Regions from separate parts of the Homo sapiens genome. Here all the other regions are linked to region 1. A link is a loop called in an ENCODE intact Hi-C map of the cell type or tissue named here. Cell type or tissue: A673. All regions are shown on one strand. Links, peaks and the distances in the headings refer to the core of each region. The heading gives the core; the rest is flanking DNA. Region 1 overlaps NHLRC3 (NHL repeat containing 3). Region 2 has its middle 100 kb from the start of MIR4305. Region 3 overlaps LHFPL6 (LHFPL tetraspan subfamily member 6).

Region 1 (11,276 bases), core at 976-3,475:
CTCCCTCCTTTGGTGTGAATATTGGCTTCCCAATTAAGACCTTTTTTTTTTTTTTTCCAGTTTGTTTTAGCTTATTATAGGTTTTGGAGGAACTTTGCCATTTTGTAATCTTTCAAATCATTCTTCACCCTTCCTCACATCAGCTTCCTGCTTTTCCCAGTGTTTTACTGTAAATTGTGTAGCATATGACAAATCTTGAGCTGACTTTCCTCTTCACCTGTTATGGCTGGAGTATTTTCCAGACCTGAAGGGACTCACACTTGTTTTGATACTTGGATCACATCTCCGTGAGGTTAGGAAGGTAAATCTACCAACAGGAAGCCCTGTACTCTGTATTCCAAGGCCATTGGTAAATGTGTTGGTGCCACTGATCGGACTGTATGACCTTAAACAAGTCACCTTAGTTTTCAGTGAAATGGGAATATCATTGTCTCCTCTTTCATGAATGCTGTGAGAATCAGATGTGCAACAGGTACAGACTTGCCCTTTGAAATCTATACCTCTGGATACATTAGAGGCATTTTATTAACAAAGGCCCTTCTAAATGTGCTATTTATTTGACAATAACTATCAGATTTGCCTTAATTTTGTGTTTATAGCATTTATCAAAACGTATCCTCATAGACTTTATGCAGATTAATATGGTCAATTGATTTGGATAAAAGAAAGTAATTTCAGGGTTTGTTTTTAAGCCAGGACAAGAAGTGCAAATGCCTCTTTGAAGCAATTTAGGCTAAACTGATTTTGAAATTTCAAAATGTTTTATTTTACTTTGTTTTATTAAGCCAGGACAAGAAGTGCAAATGCCTCTTTGAAGCAATTCAGGCTAGGTAAACCGATTTTGCCATTTCAAAACGTTTTATTTTACTTTGTTTTATATCAGAGTCTTATAAAACCTGCTGCAAATATTTCTGAATGTCTTTGTAAAAGTGTTTGTTAGTGTACCTGTGATTATAGTACTTCACTTTTTTCCTTTGGATTAATTGGTTAAATGAATGAGAAATGTGTTATGTTTTTTACTAAAAAGTATAAATTAAAATTTTGGAAAGAAAAGGCAATATTATCTGGCTCCCCAATTAAAGTTTGATTTTATTGTCACAAAAGCAGTCTATAACTTTTTATTCCTTTAAAGAATTTCAGCAATTATGAAATCACAAGTTGATGCTGAAAGAATATCCCACTTTTCACACATATAGCGTGTAAGCTGATGTGCATAAATATGACTAGAAGTTGCTTAGAACATTTAAAGAATGTAGCTTGTTTTGAGGTGGTGGGAGGGTACAACTGACAGTAATAACTAGCTAATTGTCTACATTTCTGCATTAAAAGTGGAACATCTTTATACTTCTACTTTTTAGGTCTATTCTTGGAGTGGGGAGGGGAGAAAGTGTTCTAAATTAGAAAACCAAAGGCTATAGATTTAGCTCTATCTTTCCCTACCTGTACCATCAGATTGGGTCTTTCAAGTGGAATATTTATCGATCAGAGAAAACTTGGATGAAATCTGATGGTGAACAGAGATTTACCACGAATTTTTTTTTTTTTTTTTTTTTTTGAGACAGAGTCTCGCTTGGTCGCCCAGGCTGGAGCGCAGGAGTCTCGCTCGCTCGGTCGACCAGGCTGGAGTGCAGTGGCGCCATCTCGGCTCACTGCAAGCCCCGCCTCCCGGGTTCATGCCATTCTCCTGCCTCAGCCTCCCGAGTAGCTGGGACTACAGGCGCCCGTCACCACACCCGGCTAATTTTTTTTTTTTTGTATTTTTAGCGGAAATGGGGTTTCACCGTGTTAGCCAGGATGGTCTTGATCTCCTGACCTCGTGATACGCCCGCCTCCGCCTCCCAAAGTGCTAGGACTTTGTTCTTAGGTCACTTAACAGATTAAAAGACTGCTTCAAGCAATGTAGTGTAAGGCTACGGCAATAAAGTCCTATTTTGTTTTGCCTTTGCTGTTTTTAAGCACTTTTGCATTTGAAAACAGGACAGATTGGATAGTCAGCATTAAAATGGAAACTCAAATTTTTGCTTTTTAGGCTTACCAAAATAAATGAGAGTTTTTAAAAGTCCTAAATTTATTACTTTAATTTGTTGTATTCTCTGCTATATATTTTCAGCAACAATAAAAAATCAAAATAATCATCTTTATTGATTCAGTAAAAAGTTTTGAGACAACAAACATATAAAAGCACTCAGTCAAGTGTCCTCTGCTCTAATAGTTCCCTACCTGGTTGGGAAAACAAGCTACTTAAACCTTGTCTTTTAGTAGTTTTAGGAGATACCATTTTTGGCACTTGTGTTATGTTACATTCTTGATACACAAGAGGTCAGTAGCGTTCTGCTTATAAGCATTTCTTGAAATCAAACATGGGCTAAACTTCATACTTTGGTTGTTTTTTTTTTTAATTGAAGCTACAGTGTTCACCATACTTTCATTGTTTTTCTTTTTTCTGCCACTTGCTTACATCTTAAGGAAATTGCTTTATGGGTGAAACATTTTCCAAGCATTGTTGGAAATTTTTTACTGGTTAATTGGACTTGTCCACAATTAAAAAAAAAGTTTAAACCTTTTCAGTAATTCAGACTAACAGCCAGAAGTGAATTAACTTATTTTAAATGAAGGTGAAACTATAATCTGAATGTGTGAGTTTAGTACAATAGAGAATGAATTTGTATTAGTGGGGAATCATTCTTTTTTCTCCCTAGTAGTTGTTTTTTGTTGTCGTTGTTGCTGTTGTATAAAAAAAAAAAACAATTTCACCTTGTGGTTGCTACTTTACAAATAAGAAAAATAAGTTTTTTATAAAGACTCTTAGGTCATTTCTTCATCAGCTACTCTGGAATCCATGAGTTTATAAATTAATCCTCTAAACGCTAAATGACATGTAGATGCTCCTTTGGTGTATAAGAATTGAATAGAATTTGAGCAATGAAAAATAACACTACTTAAAACTTATTTTTTCCATTGTAAACAATGAAGTAATATGACTTAATTCTGCTTCTATGTAATTCATAAATAAAAAACTCACTGTAACATTAAAACAAGCATGTCCTACATGAGTTACATTTAAATAAATTAATTTTAATTTAAATTAATTTAATAGATTAATTTGCGTGAGTCACAACAAATTGATATTATAAACTTGCTTCTCAATTTTCAGCCGCTTTATCAAAGGAAGAAAATTTTAGTTGCATGGTGCAGATTCTCAGATTTGTTCCTAGTGAGAATTAGTTACTGTAATATGTGTTAGAAATTTTTTTTTACAATACGACATTTATATACAAATTGTCACAATCACCAGTTAAATGTTTTTATAACATTTTTCTTCACAGTGTGTATAAAGAAGTATTTAAATATTTTGATGCTTCCTGTATTGAACTGAAATACTTATTTTTACTTAACTAAAGGGATGAAGGAACTAACTATATGTACGTTTGTTTTTAATCAACATTAATTGAGGTAAATGTATTCAGTTTTGTGTGGAGCGTATGGGGGTTACGTTTGTGCAGTCTGTGTGCATATGTGTAAATATAAATGTGCATCTAAAGGGCATTATGCCCAACTAGGTCAGAAGAACTGGATCAAGACAGTTGAAACAACATGGCTAAACGTTAAGTCCTCATCGGAGGACACCTGGTTTGGCAACAAATTATTTGAAAAAGTTTTGGAAAGTTTGTTGGCCAAAAATATTACAAGCCTTGTTAAGAAAAATGTTGCAATCTTAGACAACATTGAAGTGTAGATTTAATGGCAGTTTAATCGACAAGATAGTCTATATATCTAGTAAATAGCTCCGTGGTGTTGTTTCCTTTGGCTACTACATTTTAAGGGGGCATCCTATAAACTGTTTAACCCAAAAGCAGTGTGATGGTTAATATTGAGTGTCAGCTTGGTTGGATTGAAGGATGCAAAGTATTGTTCCTGGGTGTGTCTGTGAGAGGGTTGCCGAAGGAGATTAACATTTGAATCAATGGACTGTGAGAGGCAGCCCCACCCTCAATCTGAGTGGGCACCATCTAATCAGCTGCCAGCGTGGCTAGAATAAAAGCAAGCAGAGGAACGTGGAAGGATGAGACTGGCTGAGTCTTCTGGTCTTCATCTTTCTCCCATGCTGGATGCTTCCTGCCCTTGAACATTGGACTGCAAGTTCTTTAGCTTTTGGACGTTTGGACTTACACCAGTGGTTTGCCAGGGGCTCTCAGACCTTCTGCCACAGACTGAAGGCTGCACTTTCAGCTTCCCTACTTTTGAGGTTTTGGAACTCGGACTGGCTTTCTTGCTCCGCAGCTTGCAGGTGGCCTGTTATGGGACTTTACCTTGTGGATCATGTGAGTCAGTACTCCTTAAACTCCCTTTCATATATCCATCTATCCTATTCATCCTGTCTCTGTAGACAACCCTGACTAATACAAGCAGGTAACCAAAATAACAGTGTTTGGAAATAATTCTGAAGTCTCAGAGGGTGATCATGTAGTAGAGTGAATAGAATTCTGCACTTTCCTCCAGAACTAAGACAATGAGTACAAATAATAGAGTGGTCCATTGGATCAGCCCAATAAAAGAACCCTCCTCTAGCAGTGGAATGGGCTGTAGCAGTGGATGTGGTAAAGCTTGGTGTTTCACAGCTTGGAATCCAGAGTTAGGTTGACCTACGTTCTAATCCACGCCCTGCAACTAATTTGTATTGTTTTGAGCTATGCCTCATTTTTTTGCTCATTTGTGAAATGGGAATACTAGTATTTTCCTTATGGAATTATTGTGAATACAAATAAGATCATGCATGTAAAGCATTAAGCCCTGTCTCTGACATGCAATAAGCACTCAACAAACCTTAAGAGATTCACGTGTGGTGTTTCAATCAGACAATGGCAGTCATGCTACCACCTTTGGGCAGGGTTTGGGAGAATGGTGAGACCACATGAACTTCCCTATTATATAATTCTGTGTTTAGTCACAGTATTGAAAATTAAAGGTAAGGCTGTAATATACTAAAGCATCTATCATTTAGAAATGCCATTTTAAAAAACATGGCTATTTTTAGTTGGCATTAATGCTGTTTATCCAACAAGTAATTTATGATCAAGGTAAAGACTCCCACCTTCTGCAATTTATATTCTAGTTGGAGAGACAGAGGAAATTGAGAGGAAAAATGGGATTTTGGTTAACATTTATGGTATACATTAACACTTAGTTGGTTAAGCAAATACCCATTTTCAGTGTTCTTCTGCCTTTCCTTCCACTACTGTAACGACTGGAAGAGCTGGGTGCTCACTTCCTCAGCCTGCTAGCAACTAGAGGTAGCTCTGTGACGTGGCTCTGACCATAATTGGAAGTCTACTGGTAGACTTCTAGAAAAGCATTTGCTTTTTTGATTTTAAAAAATAGCAGCATCACTCCTTTATCCATTTCTTCCCTGCCTTGAACTTGGAAGTGATGCCTGAAGTTGCAGTAGCCGTCTCAGAACCATGAAGCCACAAAGCAGCAATCTTAAGGCAGAAAGATAGGAGCCTGGGTTTTTAGCATGTTAGGGAACCACTACATTGTCCTTGTATTTCCTTTCTCCAGACTTCTTTTTATGGGAGATAATTAAATGTGACTAAAGCCACTGTTAGTTGAATGTTTTCTTGCAGGTGAAAGCATTCCTAAGAAATGTAATACTGAGTTAAACTGCATTAATTTGAGAAAGATGGATATTTTTATTGTTTTAAGATTCTGTATCCAGGAATATGTCATTCCAATGTCTTATGTCCTTTAAGATTTTACAAGTTTTTTTAAAAAAATAGATGCTGTGCCTTTTTCTCGTGACAAATTTAGATTCCTGTATCAAATTTATTCCATGCATTTATTACCGATACTAGAGTAGGATTTTTCCCCATTTCTATTTAGTTATTGGAGGTATAGAGAAAAGGAATCAATTTGTTTTATATATAATATATTAACCTTAATTAATTTAATTTAATAATTTAATGAGTTAATTTAACAATTAACCTTAATTATTTTAATTAGCTATTATGGACATTTGGATTTTGTGGGTGGAGCACTGAAAAAAACTATACATCTTTCAATATTTGTATTGCTTGTTTGATTTTCAAAATTTTATTACATTAGCTACACTATTTAAAACAATGTTGAATGATAGGGGGATATCCTTATCTTATTTCTGATTTTAATGGAAATGTTTGCACTACACCAATTATTAATAATACGATATTTGCTATTAAGTTTTGGTAATTTTCATATTTCAGTTCTTTGTCTCTTAGAGTTTTATTAAGAATACTTAATTTTATTAACTGGCTTTTGACATTGATGTAGACAATATGTTGATGTAATGAATGTTACAGATTATTTTTCTTATGTTATTGGAAAACATTTTAATCATGATGTCTTGCTTGGAACTTCTATTCTTGAAACACAAAGGGCAGTAGAGTTCTATTTATACAATTTACTAATTATGTTTCTTCCATCTCCAAAAGGAAATTGAGTTTCCTTACAATAAAAGAATACATTAAAATAGAAAAAGTAATGTCAAACAAACATTTTATAGAAAGTACATTTATTGGAAACCTGGATTAGTAATAGTTACAGCAATAAAATATTAAGTTAATTTGGAGTTTTCTTGTAGCTGTGGCAAAGAAGGAAATATAAATAATTCTCATTTAATGAAATCTTATCCATTCTTTGGAAAAAACAAGCTCTTGTTTTTTCTTTTCTTTTTTTTTTTGGCTCAACTTGAAAAGTTTCCATAGTCTTCCACAAATTATAGATATCAGAAGAAACTTTGGTTATCAACAATAGCAATAAAAGTGATTTTTAATGGACTATATTATTAAATAGATTAGTGCAATTATGTATCAAAATCATGCCTTTTATTTTACTTGTTTATATATATTTTCAACTTTTAGATTCTGGGGGGCTACATATACAGATTTGTTACAAAGGTATATTGCATGATGCTAATGTTTGGAGTATAATTGAACCTGTCATCCAGGATGTAAGGGTAATACCTAATATGTACTTTTTCAGCCCTCTCCCTCTCCCAACCCCCTCCCTCTTATATTCTTCAGTGTCTGTTGTTCCCATCTTTATGTCTGTGTGTACCCATTGTTTAGCTCCGACTTGTGAGAACATGTGGTATTTGGTTTTCTCTTTCTGTATTCTCTCACTTAGGATACTGGCCTCAAGCTGCATCCATATTGCTGCAAACAGCATGACTTCACTCTTTTTTATGGCTGCATAGTATTCCTTGGTGTATGTGTACCATGTTTTCTTTATCCAGTCCAACATTGAAGGGTATCTAGGTTGATCCCATGTCTTTGCTATTGTGAATAGTGCTGCAGTGAACATGGATGCATGTGCCTTTTTGGTAGAATGATTTATTTTTCTTAGGTTATATACCCAGTAATAGGATTGCTGGGTCAAATGCTAGTTCAGCTCTTAGTTCCATAAGAAGTCTTCCATACAAAAAAAAAAAAAATTAGCTAGGCGTGGTGGTGCATTCCTGTAATCCCAGCTACTTGGGAGGCTGAGGCAGGAGAATCACTTGAACTAGGGAGTCGGAGGTTGCAGTGAGCCAAGACCGCGCCGATGCACTCCAGCCTGGCAACAGAGCGAGACTCTGTCTAAAAAAACAAAACAAAACAAAAAAGAAGTCTTCCAACTGCTCTCCACAGTGGATGAACTAATATATTCCCACCAACAGTGTATTAGTGTTCCCTTTTCTCTGCAACCCCACCAGCATTTGTTATTTTTGACGGTTTAACAAAAGCTATTCTGACGTGTGTGAGATTGATTTGCATTTATCTAATGATTAGTGATGATGAGCATTTTTCCATTTGTTTGTTGGCCACTTGTATGTCTTCTTTTGAGAAGTGTCTGTTCATATCCTTTGCCCACTTTTTAACAGGGCTATTTGTTTTTTGCTTATTGATTTAGTTCCTTATAGATTGTGGACATTAGGCTATTTTCAGGTGCATAGTTTGAGTGTTTTCTCCCATTCTGTAGGTTGTCTGTTTACTCTGTTGATAGTTTCTTTTGCTTTGCAAAAGCTCTTTAGTTTAATTAGGTCCTACTTGTCAATTTTTGTTTTTGTTGCAATTGTTTATGAAGACAACTGTAAATTCTTTGTCAAGGCCAGTATTGAGAAGGGTATTTCCTAGGTTTTCCTCAAGAAATGTTATGGTTTGAGGTCTTATATTTAAGTCCTTAATGCATCTTGAGTTAATTTTTACATATGGTGATAGATAGGGGTCTACTTTCATTCTTCTCTATATGGGTAGCCAGTTATACCAGCATCATTTATTGAGTAGAGAGTCCTTTCTTCATTGCTTATTTTGTTGACTTTGTCAAAGATCATATGGTCACAGGTGTGCAGCTTTATTTCTGGGTTTCCTACTCTGTTCCATTGGTCTATGTGTCTATTTTTATAACAGTACCGTGCTGTTTTGGTTATTGTAGCCTTATAATATTGTTTGAAGTCAGGTAATGTGATGCCCCCCCACTTTGTACTTTTTGCTTAGGATTGTGTTGGCTATTCAGGCTGTTTTTTGGTTCCATATGAATTTTAGAATAGTTTTTTCCAATTCTGTGAAAAATGATCTTGGTGCTCTAATAGGAATGGTGTTGAATCTATACATTGCTTTGGGCAATATGGCCATTTTAATGATGTTGATTCTTCCCATCCTCGAGTATGGAATGTTTTTCCATTTGTTTGTGTCATTACTGATTTATTTCAGTGCACTTGTTGTTCTTCTAGTGGTCTCTCACCTCCTTGGTTAGATGCATTCCTAGGTATTGTATTCTTTTTGAGGCTATTGTAAATAGGATTGTGTTCTTGATTTGGCTCTTAGCTTGAACATTATTGGTGTATAGAAATGCTACTAATTTTTGTACACAGATTTTGTATAATGAAACTTCACTGAAATTGTTTATCAATTCTTAGAGGCTTTGGTGGAGGCTTTGGCATTTTCTCAGTATAGAATCATATCATCAGGGAAGAGAGATAGTTTGGCTTCTTTTATTTCCTATTTCTGTGACTTTTATTTCTTTCTCTTGCCTGATTTCTCTGGCTAGGACTCCCAGTACTGGGTTGAATAGGAGTGGTGAGAGTGGACATTCTTGTCTTATTCCAATTCTTAGGCAAAATGCTTCCAACATTTGCCCATTAAGTATGATGTTGGCCATGAGTTTGTCATAGCTGGCTCTTATTATTTTGAGGTATGTTCTTTCAGTGCCTAGTTTGTTGAAGGCTTTTATTGTGAAGGGATGTTGGATTTTATTGAAGGCTTTTTTTTTTTTTTTTTTTTGGTCTATGGAGATGATCACATAGTTTTTGTTTTTAATCCTGTTTATGTGGTGAATCACATTTATTTACTTGTGTGTGTTGAACTATCCTTGCATCCCATAAATAAAGTCTGGTTGATCATGGTGAATTAACTTTTTGATGTGCTGCTGGATTTGGTTTGTTAGTATTTTGTTGAGGGCTGTTGCATCTGTGTTCATCAGGGATATTGGCCTGCAGTTTTCTTTTTTCATTGTGTCTCTGCCAGATTTTTGGCATCAAGATGATGCTGGTTTTGTAAAATGAATTAGGGAAGAGTCCTTCCTCCTTGATTTTTTTTGGAATAGTTTCAGTAGGATTGATACCAGCTCATCCTTGTACGTCTGATATTATTCAGCTGTGAATCCATCTGGTCCAGGACTTTTTTTGGTTGGTAGGATTTTTATTACTAATTCAATTTTAGCACTCATTATTGGTCTTCTCAGGGTTTCAGTTTATTCGTTCAATCTTGGGAAGTTGTGTGTTTCCAGAAATTTTTCCATTGCTTCCAGATTTTGTTTTCTTTTCCTTTCTTCCTTTCCTTTCTCTATTTCTCTTTCTTTCTCTCTCTCTCTCTCTTTCTCTCTTTCTTTCTCTCTCTCCTTCTTTCCTTCCCTTCCCCCCTACCCTCCTTCCTTTTCCTTCAGTTATTTATTTATTTATTTTGAAACAGAACCTCATTCTGTCACTCAGACTAGAGTGCAGCGGCGCGATCTTGGGTCACCGCAACCTCCGCCTCCTAGGTTCAAGTGATTCTCCTGCCTTGGCCTCCTCAGTAGCTGGGATTATAGGTGCATGCCACCATGCCAGGCTAACTTTTTAATATTTTGTTAAGATGGGTTCTCACTGTGTTGCACAGGCTGTCTTCTAGATTTTCTAGTTTGAGTACATGGAGATGTTTTAGTAGTTAGTCTCTGAGGATCTTTTGTATTTCTGTGGGATCAGTGGTAATGTCATCTTTGTCTTTTCTGATTCTACTTATTTGTATTGTTACTCTTTTTATTAATCTAGACAGCAGTGTATCAATCTTGTTTATCCTTTCAAAAAACTAACTTTTGGTTTCATTGATCTTTTGTGTGTATTTTTGCATCTCAACTTCATTCAGTTCTGCTCTGATTTTAGTTTTCTTCTGCTAGCATTGAGGTTCCTGTTTTTCTAGTTCTTCTGGGGGCAATGTTTGATTATTAATTTGATATCTTTCTAACTTCTTGATATAGGTATTTTGTACTGTAAACTTTTCTCTTATCACTGCTTTCATTGCATCCCAGAGATTTTGGTATGTTGTGTCTCTGTTTTTATTAATTTTTGAGAAATTTTTTATTTCTGCCTTAATTTTATTATTTACCCAAAAGTCATTCAGGAGTAAGTCGTTTAATTTCCATGTATTATGTGGTTTTAAGAGGGCTTCTTGGTATTGATTTATATTTTTATTGCACGGTCATTGGAGAGTATGGTTGGTATGATTTTAATTTTTTAAAAGGTACTGAGACTTGCTTTATAACCAAATATGGTTAATCTTAAGAGTGTGTTTCCTGTGCAGTTGGGAAGAATGTATATTCTGTGGTTGTTGGGTGTAGTATTTTGTACATGTCTATTAGGTACAATTGGTCATGTGTCAGGTTTAAGTCCAGAATGTATTTGTTAGTTTTTTGCCTTGATAGTGTAACACTGTCAGTGGGGTGAGGTCCTCCAATATTGTTATGTGGCTTTTTTTTTTTTTTTTTTTTTTGAGACGGAGTTTCACTCTTGTTGCCCAGGTGTCACCACACCAGGCTAATTTTGTATTTTTAGCAGAGACAGGGTTTCCCCTTGTTGGTCAGGCTGGTCTCGAACTCCCAACCTCAGGTGATGCGCCTGCCTCTGCCTCCCAAAGTGCTGGAATTACAGGCATAAGCCACCACGCCCAGCCCTGAGTCTTTTTGCCATTCTACAAGTGCTTGTTTTATCAATATGACTTCTCCAGTGT
Region 2 (2,500 bases), core at 1-2,500, 720 kb after region 1:
AGTTTTGTCAGTTTTTGCTTTATATGTTTTTACGCTATTTCTAGATATATAAATTCTATCTATTATGATTTCTTCTTTGAACTATGTGTTACTTAGAAGTATGTTATTTGCATTTTTGCTATTAAAGTTTTTAGCAAGGAAATAAGGCAATCAAATTTGTTCCTTAAAAAAGAGTCGCTAAGAGACTTCCTTCTGCCATGCCCTCTGATATCTCTCTCTTTCTGTCTCCTATTCCACAGTTTATAAAAATTAACTGTAGACTTACCAATTAAGCCAATCACGGATATATGAATTACTGGCAGTTCCATTTGCTTTGATCCCATGGTAAATTAAGCAAATCCTCACAGCATATTGAGGCCCTATTCATATTGTTCACTTATCCTTCTCTCCCAGACCCTGGATTGGGTGAGTGGGATTCTGTTGGTTCTAGCTGATTTTTGAATACTAGCATATGACTTTAATCTCTGAAAGATCTAGATATCTCATATACTAGAAATAATCTTATTTCACTCACTGAAATGACCTTAATCCCAAAATGTGTTATGGTACTCAATCACATTAACAAGTTTAAGCAAGTATGTCAGATTGATTTCCAGCTTTTGGTGTTTTAAGATAAAATGTGAATCCTTTTTTTAACTGTATGTTGCAACTTTCCTTCTAGGTGGTTTCTTGAACAAAATAAAGCAGTTTTCTTACTGGGTAGACATCCTGCTTTAAAAATTATTCATAATCTGGAGCCTAAACTTAATGTAAAACTCTGAGTTTGGTTTATATCCAATAGCCTAAGGTTTCATAGAATTTTGGTGGTCGGCAAAGGAATTACTGGAATAAAAATATCACAGCTTCTGTGCTGTGTGCAGATACTTACTGAGTGTAATGAAGGAATTACTCTCTAACCGAGCACATATTCTGAGCAATTAGGCCAAGTGCCAAAACCATTAAGGCTCAAATGCCAAGTGCCTGTAGGGAGGGTTCTGTTACAGGATTTAGCAACCCAACCCTTGGCTCACTTACCAGAGGGTGGCACTCCAGGCTTCCTGATAACTGTGCCAGCCTGGCTGAGACTCAGCAGCTGCCATCCAGCCACTTCTGGCTTCTGGACCCTCTCCCCAGTACTGCCTCTGTCTCCACCCTTCTCGCCCATCTGCCCCTCCATCTGCCTGTCAGTTGAGCAGTGGCTACACAGTTGGGGACACCTTACATGTTGAGTCATGACTCCCAGCTAACACATTGCATTCACCTTCCCTGTTCCTCCACCACCTACCAATACTTCTCCCACTTGGCAACTTGAAAGGAAAGGGTTGCCAATTTCTGTTTCATAACATTTCAGGGGCTTCCATTCAGAGGCTTCTGGAGTATCCTGGCACTCAAGGAAACTGGGCATGGAGGTGGAGTAGGGAGAGCCACTCAGAGGATTCTGGGCATCCAGTCACCCCTGGCCCATTCCCAAAAAAACCTGGGGGAACAAGAGTAGCCTTTGTAACTCCAAATTTCATCAAGATGAGCTGAAATCTGGTTCTGTCATTTCCCCATCCTACCCCATCCCATACTCCCTCCTAACCCCATCCCATACTCCCTCCTAACCCCATCCCAAAACCAGAGCAGTGGAATATCTTAACAATTTGACTTTTATCCAGAACTGAGGCTCTTTATTTGTTAGAACTAAGCATTTGGTCCAAGATTTTCTAATTCTTTCTGTGGGAACTTGAATCAGCACCCCCTCCCCAAGCTCCCACAGAAGAAGCAGATGGGGATCTTGGCAAGGTTTGGAAGTCCAGGACTTGGACAGGTTGAGAGTTCTATTTGCCAGGCTGAATTGCTTGTAATTAAAAAGCTTATCCTCCTACTTTTTTGCGCTTCTGAACTTATCTGAAGAATCAACAGAGTATTTAATCATGCATAGAAACAAATCTGTGCATATAAGTGAAAATCTGCATTTAAAGGCAGGTGCTTACCAGGAGAGATGAGTCACGTAAGCTGGTTAGGGTGAAGTTAAGCTCTCTAATGTTGACTTGACATGTCTTGTTTTAAAGGGTGATAGGGTATGATCAGTGTTTTGTGTACAGGTTAGGGCTGGGGTATGGAACTCTACCCCCTTCCTTCTCTATTTGTTTCCTTCATCTCCTTGCCTAAAAAGTGCCTACAATAAGCACTCTGCATATTTTGGGTCTTCTTAGTGACACTTACTGACACCAGATTGTTAACGTTTATCTGCTTTCTACAACAGAAAAGAAAATAACTCATTAGTCTTGACATTTTAATGTGTGAGGGTTTTGAGACAAAAAATAATTTGGCTCCTTCCGGACTAAGTTGTGCTAATTGCCAGATTGTACTCATGTTAGGAAATTGAGAACAAAGTGAAGCATGACCACTTGAGGCTCTTGGGATAATGAGAGTTTTAGGTTATTGTCAGAAATTACGGATTTTTTTCTTGAAAATATTTTAAAGGAGGTGAGTAGGTGACATTTTTCCCCCTTCAGGAGTTCTTACTGGGGGCATT
Region 3 (2,500 bases), core at 1-2,500, 320 kb after region 1:
GTCTGGTGGTGCACGCCTGTAGTCCCAGCAACTCTGGAGGCTGAGGCAGGAGAATCTCTTGAACCTGAAAGGTGGAGGTTGCAGTGAGCCAAGATCACGCCACTGCACTCCAGCCTGGCAACAGAGTGAGACTCCGTCTCAACAACAACAATAACAACATCAAAAAAGACACAAAATCCTCAGAAAAAAGGACTGAAGATTGTTCCTTCATAGCATGATTTTAAAATGATTTATGATCTTTAGAAAGGGCACAAATTAGAAGTGAGAGAATAAAAAGAGACAGGCATCATTAATGACTGCAATGAATAATCAATAACTGTGACATAAAACAATTGCAATGCAACAACAAAACCAGAAAGAACAAAAAAATTATTTCAGTCTTGATTTCTTATTAAAATGGCAACAGCATTCTATAAATGTCCACAGGTCTCAGGAATGACTATTTGACAACAGAGCCACTAATGATAAAAAGGGGCTTCTTTCTGTTTTATATTTTATATATTCTGGCTGAAATGATGGGAAAGAATATAATGGTTGAGAACACATAATACAAAAAATAATTAGAATGAAACAGCTCAATTTCCTAAATGTCCTTAAGTACTTTACATCTGAAAAGGCAAACTCAGGTACGTCTTTTTTTTTTTAAACTAATAAAAGGACAACACTGAAAAAAAAAAAAAAAGAAGAATCTTTAAAAGAGAGACTAGCATATTCTCCCCAATAGTTTTGTAACCATATCTCAAGAAATCTTATTTCCCACAGGTTTTCTAAGAGATTTCCTTTTTCCCACAATTGCTTGAATTTCCCTGCTATAAATCTCTGCAAGCCACTGAATGAAGCTTTACAAAGGCATAAATAAAAGAGTAGGAATGATCCACACTGAAATAACCAAGCCAAAATAGACTTGAGAAAAAAAGAATGTAGAGCAATTTTTTTTCCACCTATCAGGGTATCTGGTTCTTTAAATGATTACCCTGACTTGGTTTTTAAATTTTTTTTTGGGAGGTGGTTAGGCCATTAGTCCCTTAAAAAGTGATGCCATGATTCTTGGTAGGATATCAGTGGCCAAATATATACAGAAACATGATGGCAGCTGCTGTTTCTGTGATCAAAAATTCATAGTAGGTTTCCTTCCTTCCTTCCTTCCTTCCTTCCTTCCTCCCTCTCTCCCTCCCTTCCTTCCCCCTTTCCTTTCCTCTCATTCTCCCTCCTAATTTTTTAACCATTCAATAGATGGCAGATATATGGCATGCCAGTAAGAATTATGTCTATCTTCTTCACAATTTTGTTTGTGGCACAACTTTTGTTGCCTAGAATGTGCTTAATAAATATTTGCTTGAGGAAGTAAGTGAATCTATTGAACACCAAACACCAAGCTAGGCACCGAAGTTGAAAAATCCTATCCCACAGGTTCATCTGGGATCTGCAAAACTGTGTTTAGGGAAACAGATCAAATTGAATCTATGATTGTACAGAGTGGGGTCCTTTTTCCCAAAGCAGGACAAGAGGTGTTTACTAAGTTATAAAATAGAAATGTTCTGGCTCTGATTTTGAAAACGTGGAACCTACTGGAATGGGCAGGTTGAATGAACATCCCTGAAAAAATGTGGCATTCTCCCTACTTCTAGAGTAAAGGCAGAAAACTCTTCATCTGATGGAAAGAGGCCCCTAAGAAAGGCTGAGTGACCAGAAAAGCTTATTATTGTTGCCTTGCGGGTGCCTGAACACTTTGCTCAGTCATGTCATCACTGGCCAGGGTGGGCTCCCTTGGACGCGGAAGTTTCCCTGCATCATTTGGAGCCAAGTTCCTGAGTGCCCCCATGGGTTCCTATACAATTTGGGTCTTTGTTGAATTCACAGCAGCTGCTTGGCTTTCCTGTGATTCTGTGCTAGAGCTCTGGGTGAGGAAATCCAGGCTCATGCTGGACCTTCTAAATGACTTCCAGTGACTTGGATTTAAGTGTCAAAAGTTTAGAAAATATTCAGTTAATAGTCATTTGGGAGGTAGGACATCATTGCTGCATTAACGGCCTTAAATTTGCCTACATTTCAATGCATGTTCAATACCTTACTATTAACCAACCTCCCAAATAGCAATCTCAAAATGGAATAATCCATTTACTCTAAGCAATGACCAGTGCATCAAGTGTTAGGAGTCTCTTCCTGAGCTGAGTGACAGACACTTTAACTGCCGCTCTCTGCAAACACTTGCTGCTTGAGTCAGGAGAACCCTGCTCTGGCACACAACGCAGATGCCTGCAGAAACTGCACAGAGCTGCCTGGCCTGCCTGAGCATGAAGCAACCCGAAAAGTCCACAGGAGTCATAGGAGCTTTCTAACTTCTGGACAAAATGAAGCGAGTCATATTGAATGTCACAGAGACCAATAGCAGGTTCTCTTGCTTGAGAAGCATCCACTAACACCAAGAGCTCAAAATTTTTTTAAAAAATTATACTTTTGTTTGCATTTTTACCCAGCTGACCTAGCCAGAAATTGCAAA

The links. A loop is a pair of places that touch in the nucleus more often than their neighbours do. Peaks named below come from ENCODE experiments on the same cell type or tissue, not always from the same donor. Only the 100,000 strongest peaks of a DNase experiment are listed, where the experiment ranks them.
Region 2: it touches region 1 in a loop (2.3-fold over the local background); 1 of 110 quality-filtered maps calls a loop at or near these places.
Region 3: it touches region 1 in a loop (5-fold over the local background); 1 of 110 quality-filtered maps calls a loop at or near these places.

The regions. Positions count from the first base shown.
Region 1 is chr13:39,049,007-39,060,282 of GRCh38, forward strand. NHLRC3 (NHL repeat containing 3) reads left to right here. Exons shown (of 7, transcript NM_001012754.4): 7 at 1-1,103. LOC105370169 (a long non-coding RNA gene) reads left to right here and starts at 4,066. Exons shown (of 5, transcript NR_187783.1): 1 at 4,066-4,322. In A673, for the core only: a CTCF peak has its summit at 2,311; a DNase peak (open chromatin) is centred at 2,325.
Region 2 is chr13:39,764,989-39,767,488 of GRCh38, forward strand. It overlaps a transcript of COG6 not described here. Among named protein-coding and RNA genes, the nearest start is that of MIR4305, 100 kb to the left of the region's middle. In A673, for the core only: a CTCF peak has its summit at 1,012 (motif pointing right); a DNase peak (open chromatin) is centred at 993.
Region 3 is chr13:39,368,441-39,370,940 of GRCh38, forward strand. All of the region lies in intron 3 of LHFPL6 (LHFPL tetraspan subfamily member 6), which reads right to left. Among named protein-coding and RNA genes, the nearest start is that of LHFPL6, 230 kb to the right of the region's middle. In A673, for the core only: no CTCF peak of the experiment used is centred there; DNase peaks (open chromatin) are centred at 1,071, 1,801 and 2,211; H3K27ac peaks cover 2,500 bases.